Regions from separate parts of the Homo sapiens genome. Here region 2 is linked to region 1. A link is a contact called in ENCODE Hi-C or POLR2A ChIA-PET data. All regions are on one chromosome and are shown on one strand. The core of a region is the stretch at or near the end of the contact, and the rest is flanking DNA. Distances in the headings are between cores, read along the strand shown.

The links. Hi-C counts contacts between places; a loop is a spot of excess contacts on that map. ChIA-PET counts read pairs that join two places held with the same protein, here RNA polymerase II (POLR2A). Pooled maps may share reads with other maps.
Region 2: a pooled map shows a loop between it and region 1 (5-fold over the local background). The contact joins two enhancer-like sites. A Hi-C loop is called at or near these places in 4 of 50 pooled maps. POLR2A ChIA-PET finds 5 or more read pairs at or near these places in 3 of 52 experiments (BJ, GM12878 and activated T-cell).

The regions. Positions count from the first base shown.
Region 1 is chr10:72,317,271-72,322,274 of GRCh38, forward strand. No RefSeq gene overlaps it. Among named protein-coding and RNA genes, the nearest start is that of DNAJB12, 35 kb to the right of the region's middle. RefSeq lists enhancers at 1,815-1,864, 3,501-3,795, 3,545-3,964, 4,398-5,004 and a silencer at 2,215-2,774. Within about 2 kb of position 3,526, at least 41 of the 41 ENCODE cell types and tissues checked have a DNase peak (open chromatin) inside an H3K27ac peak, as active enhancers do.
Region 2 is chr10:72,560,638-72,566,090 of GRCh38, forward strand. It overlaps MICU1 (mitochondrial calcium uptake 1), which reads right to left. Exons shown (of 12, transcript NM_001195518.2): 3 at 2,258-2,426. Among named protein-coding and RNA genes, the nearest start is that of MICU1, 63 kb to the right of the region's middle. RefSeq lists a silencer at 1,319-1,428. Within about 2 kb of position 2,879, at least 3 of the 41 ENCODE cell types and tissues checked have a DNase peak (open chromatin) inside an H3K27ac peak, as active enhancers do.

The DNA.
Region 1 (5,004 bases), core at 2,276-4,775:
CTCAGGCACACGAGGGGCTGCTGCCATCTGTCCCTCTGCCTGGCCTCAGGCAGGATCATTAGGACTGGATCAGGAGGGAGCATCAGGCCTGGCTTCAGGGTGCCTGGCAGCATGCTCAGATATAGCACAGCACACAGGCAGGACCAGAGACCTACAGAATAGATGACCTTTAAGCAAGACTTGAATATACAATAAACCATCAGAAATCTGCATCTTACTCCTTGCGGGGAATTAGGTTGTTGTATACTGTCTTGACTTTTTCTTATGTTTACAGACATAACTATGTCTTTATTTACATACATGCATGCCCACCCATCTTTTTAGAAAATGTTTTCATGTTTTGCTAATCAATCATTCATTCTTTCCTCCTTTCCATATTTATTTATTTATTTAATTATTATTATTATTATTTTTTGAGATGGAGTCTCACTCTGTTGCCTGGGCTGGAGTGCAATGATGTGATCTCGGCTCACTGCAACCTCCGCCTCCTGAGTTCAAGAGATTCTCCTGCCTCAGCCTCCTGAGTAGCTGGGATTACAGGCATGCGCCACCACACCTGGCTAATTTTTGTATTTTTAGTAGAGACGGGGTTTCATCATGTTGGCCAGAATGCTCTCAATCTCCTGACCTTGTGATCCACCCTCTTTGGCCTCCCAAAGTGCTGGGATTACAGGTGTGAGCCACCGTGCCTGGCCTTTATTATTATTATTTTTTGAGATGGAGTTTTGCTCGTCATCCAGGCTGGAGTGCAATGGCATGATCTCGGCTCACTGCAACCTCCGCCTCCCGGATTCAAGCTATTCTCCTGCCTCAGTCTCCCAAGTAGCTGGGATTACAGGCACGTGTCACCACAACCGGCTAATTTTTGTATTTTTAGTAGAGACAGGGTTTCACCACGTTGGCCAGGCTAGTCTCCAACTCCTGACCTCAGGTGATCTGCCTGCCTCGACCTCCCAAAGTGCTGGGATTACAGGCATAAGCCACTGCGCCCGGCCCCTTTCCATATATATTTATTGATCTCTTAGTGTATGCCAGGCACCTTGGTAAGTGCTGGGTATGTGGAGATGAGGAAAACAGACATGATCTCTCCCTCATCGACCTTTCAGCCCGGTGGAGAAAGCAACTTCGAATTCTGAACTGCAGTAAGAGCTAAAGAGAGAAAACAGGAAGCTCTGAGAGTTAATAACAGGATCTCTACTCAAGTAACATTTATGTGGGGATCAATATGAGAAAGAGCCAATCATTTGAAGAGTGTAGGGAAAAGCATTCCGGGCAGAAGGAACAGCATGAGTGAGGGCACAGAAGTCTGAACATTGTGTGGGGTGTGTGGGGAAGTCTGAGGCTCTTCCTAATTACAGTGTAGGGGTGTAGTTGGGGGTTAAGCCATACAGGCAGGGTAGAATCAACGTGAGAAAACCCCAAATGCCAAGCCAAGAAATTCTGTAAGCAACGGGGGGCTACTCATGTCACTTAGTTTAGTAACAGCGGTTCTAAAGCTCCAGCCTGGAAAAGCCCAGAATATTAATGTTCAAGAGGAAATCTCTGCTTCAAATCAAAGGCTCTTTCTCCTGCTTGCTGGAAATTCAAAGCCTGCCCCGTGCCTCTGAGCCTTAGAGCCAGACAGGTTGCCTTATTACTGATTCCCTACAGAAACGCAGCCCAGAGAGGCCAAGAGATTTGCCCAAGTGAAACAGCAAACCAATGCCAAACGCAGAACCTCAAACCCCAAATGCCAGCCTTCAGCTCCAGCCCTAAACCTGTCCCCTTTCACCTGGAGATTCTTTCTGGCAGGCACTCAAAGCAGGTAGGTGAGAAAATGCCTTTTTTTTTTTTTTTTTTTGAGACCAGTCTAGCTATGTCACCCAGGCTGGAATGCAGTGGCAAGATCGTAGCTCACTGCAGCCTTGACCTCCTGGGCTAAAGGGGTCCTCCCGCCTCAGCCTACGGAGTAGCTGGGACTGAAGACTTGAAAATTAAATAAATTGCATTCTTGAAAATGCATGTTAACACGAATTTGTGGAGCACTTACTTACTAGTGCCAACTACGGTACCTGGCCTGGGAAATAGACCTGCCCCGGGAGGTAGACCTCCCCGAGGGCACTCCCAGTCCTGGAGCCCCCAAACTTCTTGAACTACAGAAATTCCCCTAGGACTCCCCTCCCCTGCCCCCCACTCCCCAAGTTGCTGAAAATCATGAGTAACAAAGCGGCCAGGAGTTTCCTGTCTTGCTGAGCTGGCTTACTCAATTTCCCTCGTTTGTCCGCTCAGACCAGACGGGGCAAAGGGCAGCCATCAAAGGTGTCTGGGACGAGCCCGGCGGGGTAATGGGCCGCTAGGGACTCAGTCTGGCCCGGGTCTCAGCCGGGGCAGAAGGCAGCCGGGCGAGGGCCGCGGGTGGGGGGCAGGGGGCCGGGGACAAGCAGCCCCGCCCAGGCCGGCGCGCTGTGTGCACAACGTGCAGGGCTGCGAAAGCGGATGCGGCCTGATGGGGCAATCGCTGGCAACGCGCCGCGGGTTGTCAGCGGGCGCTGGGGGGTGGGAGCCCGGCGCCGGCGGGCCCTGCCTCCAGCATTGGCCCCGCCCCCAGTTCCGCAGTCGTGGCTGGGTTTCGGGGAGGGCGCCCGGTGCGGGGGGCGCCCAGGGCCTGCGCACACGGGTAGGCCCGCGTGCCCAAGCCCCCTTGCAGCCCAGGCGCCCTGGCTCATTATCCATCCCGGCCACTGGCGTTCGGTTCCGCTCCTGTCGCACCACCCCCTCACTGCTCTGACAGATACCAGGAGCTGGTGCCAACCCGCAGACACACCTGGGCAGCCCCACGTGGGTATCGCACGCGCAGGGGCACATCTGCCCTGCCGGGTTTGGAGAGCAGTTGCAAGTCAGCCCCTGGAATGTGGTCCCGTGCCGGCTGGAGCAAGAACTGTGTAACCTCTCTGAGCCTCAGATAACTCATCTGTTAAATGGGGAGGATGATAGCATCACTGGGTTGTTGTCAGGATGAAATAAGATAGAGGCTATAGGGGCGGGTGTGGTGGCTCACTCCTGTAATACCAGCACTTTGGGAGGCCAAGGTGGGAGGATCCCTTGAGCCCAGGAAGTCAAGGCTGCAGTGAGCCAAGATCACGCCACTGCACTCCAGCCTGTGCGACAGTGTGAGACCTGGTCTCAAAAAAAAAAAAAAAAGGCTACAAAGTGTTATATCAGAGTCACTAGCACTCACCCAGTAAGTGATAGCCATGAAGATTCTTAAAGAGAAGGGAACTGGGAGCTACAAAGCCAGCTGGGCTCACAGGCTGCAACTGGGGCATGTCTGGGTTTCCGGCTTCTTTTTTCCTTCCCTGTATCATATTTATTTTTTCCTCAATATCACCCCTCATCTTTCACCCAGGGCCTGCAATATTCCTTCGTTCATTTGACACACATCGGTTGATATTTGTGCCTGCTGTGAGGCATTAAAAACTGCTTATCTGGCTGTGTGGCACCCGGGAACTTTCCCCAGGCCACACCAGCTACACCTGTGGCCTCCTCAGCCTGGGTTGCTGCCCTGAGTCACTGGAGTAGGTCACTTCCTCTCTCAGTCCCTCCATCTGTGCAATAGGGATAAGAGGCCTGGCTTCTCTCTAGTCTCCTGGGACTGTCAGGGGATGAGTCAGATAACGGTGGGGAAGGCGCAGAGAGGCAGAAAGCAGCTCTTACTAGAGCGGGGCCCATCTGGCTGATGCAAGGCTTGCACTTTGCATGTAACCCCAGCCGGTACAAACAGGGATGGCTCCGGGAAGCGTGAGGAGCAGGGGGAGCAGAGAAGTCCCCAACCCTACCCGACAGCCGGGGTGTGGGATCCAGACTGGCAGCTTAGGAGTCTGAGCAGCTGGGGCTCTGTCCAGGCTCTGCTTCCCCAGCTCTGCGAGCATGACAGCAGGTTCCTGACCCCTCTGATCCGGCTGCCTTTTCTGTCACTCAGGGGTTGCAGTACCTCCCTCACCTAGCTGAAGTTGGAAGTGAAGGTGGTAACTCCCAGAGGGAGTGGAGCCCTTCCGTGTTTCTGGGAGGGGTCTGAGGGCTGGCCGGGGGGGTCCGGGTGGGGGAGGTGGGACCAGACAGGAGGAAGGCAGCCCTGGCCAAAGGCTCAGCATATTCCATAGTCACCTCAGGCAGGGGGTTCTAGGGGCTCCTCCCAAAAGAGTCAGAGACCCCTGCACCCTCAGCCGACCCCAGGCATGACAGACCCCGCCTCATCCCACAGTGCACAAGGAGATCACACTCAGATCTGGGCCCCAGTCTGGCGTCTGCCCCAGGCCAGCTGCATGACCTTGGGCAGGTGATTGAATGTTTTTGGGTCTCCATTTTTCCACTTGTGAAATGGGGATAGCGATGCCTACTTTGTAAAGCTGTTGTGAGGCTGGGGGAAAATGAGAACGATATCAAGTGTTCACAGTAGAGGCCAGCACTGTTGTGAGCGGCAGCTCCTCTCCCTCCCCTCCCCTCCCCCTTTCCCTATCACAGGTGGGGCCAGGTGGAATGTCACAGTAAGTCCTTGGGATAGAAAGGTCTACTGACATATTCAAAGTGCCCCCGCCCCCAAGGTTTCTAGCCTGATACCATAAGCTTTGATGGCAAGAGCTCTGTTTGCTTGGGGACTTTATATGCATGATTGTATTTGACATATGACGAGGGCCATACGTGGCATCCATTATATAGATGGAAGCGGAGGCAGGAGAAGTCAAATAGCTTGTCTGGTCACATGGCTAGAAAGGGTGAGTGCCAGGATTTGAAACCAGGTCTTCCGGACTCCAGCTCATCCACCACACACCCCCTGCCTGCCTCTTGCTTTTGCCCTGGGTGTTCTCCTCTTTCCTGAGTGGCCTCTTATGATGTGGAGTCCCCGAGGCCAGGGACGGTCATGAGCATGGCTTCCTTGTCTTCCAGGGTGTGGCTCAAGCACACAGTGGGTCCTCAGTCCACCCTGCTGACCAGGGAGATGAGTCCTGGCATGAGGGAGATGACTCA
Region 2 (5,453 bases), core at 1,629-4,128, 240 kb after region 1:
GGTGGGCGGATCACCTGAGCTCAGGAGTTCGAGACCAGTCTGGCTAACATGGTGAAACCCCGTTTCTACTGAAAATGCAAAAGTTAGCCAGACATGGTGGCAGGCATCTGTAATTCCAGCTACTCAGGAGGCTGAGGCATGAGAATCGTTTGAATCCAGGAGGCAGAGGTTGCAGTGAGCCTAGATCACACCACTACACTCCAGCCTGGGCGACAGACCGAGACTCCATCTCAAAACAAACAAACAAAACACAAAACTTATGGCATAAAAATGTGGTTTATTATTTCTTAAATTATAGATAAATTCTTAACATGTCTATATAGATTATGTAAAAGAATGAATATACAAAGAATGACTGAAAAAAACAGAATGAAGACAGAATAAGTGTTGAAATAGATTATTAGAGATACAGAAAGACATTAAAACAATTATCCTTGAACAGGGAAAAGATAGCTCTTCCTCTGAAACTTCAGTGAAAGAAATAAGAATTATTTCAAATACAGATTAGATAGATTTTGTAACTATAAGGGTTGGAATTTGAGTAAATCACACAGATAGCTTTAATTTTTTCTATGAAGTATGAGATATGCTCATCTGCTGAGCAGAAGGCAGGAGTAGAAAATGGAAGTAGGTTCAAAATAAATGTTTATTTGGGACATTTTAGCTGTATTTTACGAAATGGAAAGTGTGACTGGCCTGTAGATGAAACTGCTGGCACAGAGTAAAGTTGTGCTTTCTTTGAATTCACTCAGGGCAAAACAATAAATAAATGTATCCTGACAGAAAAACAAGGACACTTGATAATTGACTTGTGATGCATGACTTTTGTTCAATTCACCTCTATCAGAAATGGATTTGGGTATAGAGAAAACACATTTAATAATTTCATCTAGGCTGGGCATGGCGGCTCATGCCTATAAACCCAGCACTTTGGCAGGCCGAGGCAGACGGATCACCTGAAGTCAGGAGTTCGAGGCCAGCCTAGCCAACATGGTGAAACTCCATCTCTCCTACAAATACAAAAATTAGCGGGGCATGGTGGTGCATGCCTGTAATCCCAGCTATTGGGAAGCTGAGGCAGGAGAATCGCTTGAACCCAGGAAGCGGAGGTTACAGTGAGCCAAGATCATGCCATTGCACTCTAGCCTGGGCAACAGAGGGAGACTCTGTCTCCAAAAATAAAAAAATTACTTCATCTAACATATGAAACCAGACAGAAGATCCAGATTTTACAAAGAACTCTTCTTGCAAACACAAACCACAAACACACAAAACGCAGAAATAACTCAAATTATCTTGTTGCATTATTAGCTATAGTTTAGCAACTGAACGCAACTCCCTGAATTTTAACCTTGACATGCAAAATGTCTAAGAAATCCATCCTTTTCATTGTTCATCACTCATGTTTGCTGAACTCAAATACCTGATATCATAGGAACTGCTGTAGTGGAACTGAAACTTCGCTGAGGCAAAGCTACATAACAGCAGGTTGTGTTAATTACATAAAATCTTTTTTTTTTTTTTTTTTTTTTTTGAGACTCAGTCTTGCTTTGCCGCCCAGGCTGAAGTGCAGTGGCACAATCTCAGCTCACTGCAACCTCCACCTCCCGGGTTCAAGCAATTCTCCTGACTCAGCCTCCTGAGTAGCTGGGACTACAGGTGCATGCCACCATGCCAGGCTAGTTTTTGTATTTTTAGTAGAGACAGGGTTTCATCACATTGGCCAGGTTGGTCTTGAACTTCTGACCTCAGGTGATCCACCCACCTCCGCCTCCCAGAGTGCTGGGATTATAGGCATGAGCCACCATGCGGGGCCTAATTACATAAAATCTTGATAGTCATTTGAAGTTTGTGCTGTCCTCAAAGTTACTTGGTCTTCTAGAAGTTATGTTTCCAAAGAGATTTTATTCTGTCTCTACAACCCGATATCAGAAATACCACAAAGACTCAACTTAACATATATGATAACATTTAGCATCAGGAAGATCCAGAAAAAAAGAATCACCTTAGGCAGTTGAACTGAAAGAACTAAGAAAAAATATGCTAATCATGGTTATTGGTCCTAGATCCTTTTAACTACCTCCTTTAACCTCACATTCCAAGAGTACTTTTGGCTTAGAACATGATAGAAAATAGCAAAGAAGTGATAACTTGAAAGTGAAGATGAACCATCTGAAACATATGATTAAAAAGATTGAACTGCATTATTCTACTTTAAGATATACTTCTGATCAACTTATAAGACTATGTTTCATACTTTTCTGTCTCTGAATCCAGAACGTTTCTTCTTTTTCTCTTCTGGGTGAGGGGCAAGATCTGCAGTCTTTTTCTCATGGTTACAAACATCCCCTTCATCTTTATTCTTCCCTTTATCACCGATGTCACTTTTTAGGTTGTCTACACATGGTGGAGATTCTGCATGGGCCCTGGATATGCAAAAAAGAAATCTAGATTAATCTTGAACGTCCATCATACTAGACAAATAAGCAAACAGATACAGCTTAGCAGAGCAACAGCAATGAAATTTGTCAAATATTCTACATGAAGAAGTTCCTCAAAAAATATAAAATAGAACTTCCACATGATCTCTGGTTATATATCCCAAAGAAATGAAAGGGTCTCAAATAAATATTTGCACATCCATGTTCACAGCAGCACTATGCACAATAGCTGAAAGGTGGAAACAACTCAAAAGTCCATTGGCAGATGAATAAACAAAATGTGGTATATACAGATAATGGAATATTTTTCAGCTTTAAAAGGAAAGGAAATCCTGTCACAAGCTACAACGTGGATGAATCTTGAGGGCGTTATGCTAAGTGAAATAAACCAGTCACAAAACCACAAATATTGTATGACTTCACTTACATGAGTTACCTGGAATATTTAGATTTACAGAAACAGAAAGTAGAATGGGGGTTACCAGGGGCTGAGGGAAGGGGAAGCAAGGAAGTTGCTCTTGAATAAGTAGAGTTTCAGTTTTGCAAGATGAAAACGTTCTGGAGATCTGTTTCACAATGATGTGAATACCCTTTAAACTACTGAACTGCATATTTTAAAATGGTGAAGACATGTGACAGAAGCCCTCATCCACACGTCTTCCCATTGAAACCAGAGACGATGAGCCCTTCCAGTACAAAAACTAAATGTACTAGACTTCCAGCCATAGAGCGCCTCCTTGTTCTTCATCTCACTCCAACTCTTCCCATTCTCATTCTCCCCTTGTCCCAACTGTAACTGAAAGGGTGGAATATCAAGGTCTTTAGAAAAAAATGGTTAAGATGTAAGTTTTATGTTATGCACCTTTCACTACAATAAAAAGGAACATAAATAAAGAAGAAATAGGGGACCAAAATAATATAAGTATTTCTTTTTTAAAAAATAATATAAGTATTTCTGGTAGTTGAAGCCATTGCTGCAATGATATAATACTAAAATTAATTAAATATTACAGAACTGATGAAATACAAAAAGAAGACTTTTGCTTACAGCCATAATGGAGCAAACGATAATAGATCTGACTTCCTACCAGGGCAAAAATACAGAAAATTGAACAAAATATATCAAATGACTGCTTTCAGACACTGCACAGTATGCAACTCTCTAAGAAAATGGTGGCCTGGCCAGGCGTGGTGACTCACACCTGTAATCCCAGCACTTCGGGAGGCCGAGGTGGGTGGATCACTTGAGGTCAGGAGTTCGAGACCTGCCTAGCCAACATGGCAAAAAACCATCTCTACTAAAAATACAAAAGTTAGCCGGGTGTGGTGGTGCTTGCCTGGTCCCAGCTACTTGAGAAGCTGAGGCAGGAGAATGTCTTGAACCCAGGAGGCAGAGGTTGCAGTGAGCCGAGATTGTACCAATGTACTCCAGCCTGGGTGACAGAGTGAGACTCCATCTCAAAAAGAAAAAAAAAAAAAAAAAAAGAAAAGAAAAATGGAGGCCTATAATTGCCCAGAATTTCTGTCTGGAAACATTTTCTAGACCACAAAGAGGATCCCAAGCCAAATACAGTGATCTTGCTAAACTAAAGTGACAGAGATCAAAGTTTGGAAAACCTGAGGTGCCTGGAATTGGTGAGGCAGAGGACTCAAAAGGAAAAAGTCACACAGAGAAAGAGCTCCAAAAATGTACACAGAACACTCTCGAGTATTGAGTCAACACTCAGCAGTGCATTCTTAGGATGAAACTACACAAAGTAGTTGCCAAGGAGCCACAGGCCAGTCAATTTCCAGAGCTCACAAGCAGGAAACAATCAAGCTCTACCAAGTCAGACTAGAGGAACCTCACTGAACACCCAAGGCATTTAGTAACATCCCAGAAAGATCATGCTATATTAATAGGGCTAAGATAGCTCTAGAGGCTGGGCATGGTGGCTCATGCCTGTAATCCCAACACTTTAGGAGGCTGAGGTGGGCAAGTCACTTGACCCCAGGAGTTCAAGACCAGCTTGACCAACATGGTGAAACCCTATCTCTACTAAAAATACAAAAAAAAAAAAAAAATTACCCAAAGGATCATACATCATGCTGCTATAAAGACACACGCACACGTATGTTTATTGCGGCACTATTCACAATAGCAAAGACTTGGAACCAACCCAAATGTCCAACAATGATAGACTGGATTAAGAAAATGTGGCACATATACACCATGGAATACTATGCAGCCATAAAACATGATGAGTTCGTGTCTTTTGTAGGGACATGGATGAAGCTGGAAACCATCATTCTCAGCAAACTATCGCAAGGACAAAAAACCAAACACTGCATGTTCTCACTCACAGGTGGGAATTAAACAATGAGAACACATGGACACAGGAAGGGGAACATCACACGCCGGGGCCTGTTGTGGGGTGGGGGGAGGGGGGAGGGATAGCATTAGGAGATATACCTAATGTTAAATGATGAGTTACTAGGTGCAGCACACCAACATGGCACATGTATACATATGTAACTAACCTGCACGTTGTGCACATGTACCCTAAAACTTAAAGTATAATAAAAAAAAAAAAATTAGCCATGGTGGTGCACACCTGTAATCCCAGCCGGGCATGGTGGTGCACACCTATAATCCCAGCTACTTGAGAATTGCTTGAACCCAGAGGCAGAGGTTGCAGTAAGCTGAGATCATGCCACTACACTCCAGCCTGGGCGACAGAGCAAGACTCCATCTCAAAAAAACAAACAAACAAAAATAAAAAACAGAGAGTGACAGAGTCAGAAAAACAGTAACTATGTATTTTAAGAAAGAGAAGACTGTGGCTCACTACATTTTCTCTTCTTTCCAAGGAAGTTTCCATAACTAGTGAAAAAAATTATCAGGGACACTAAAGTACCAAGGTTCCTTTGTTAATTTCACAGGGTCACCAAATTGTGAAGTCTCAGAAAGCATTCATTTTCTTTTTTTTTTTTTTTTTTTTTTTGGAGACAGTTTTTCTCTGTCACCCAGGC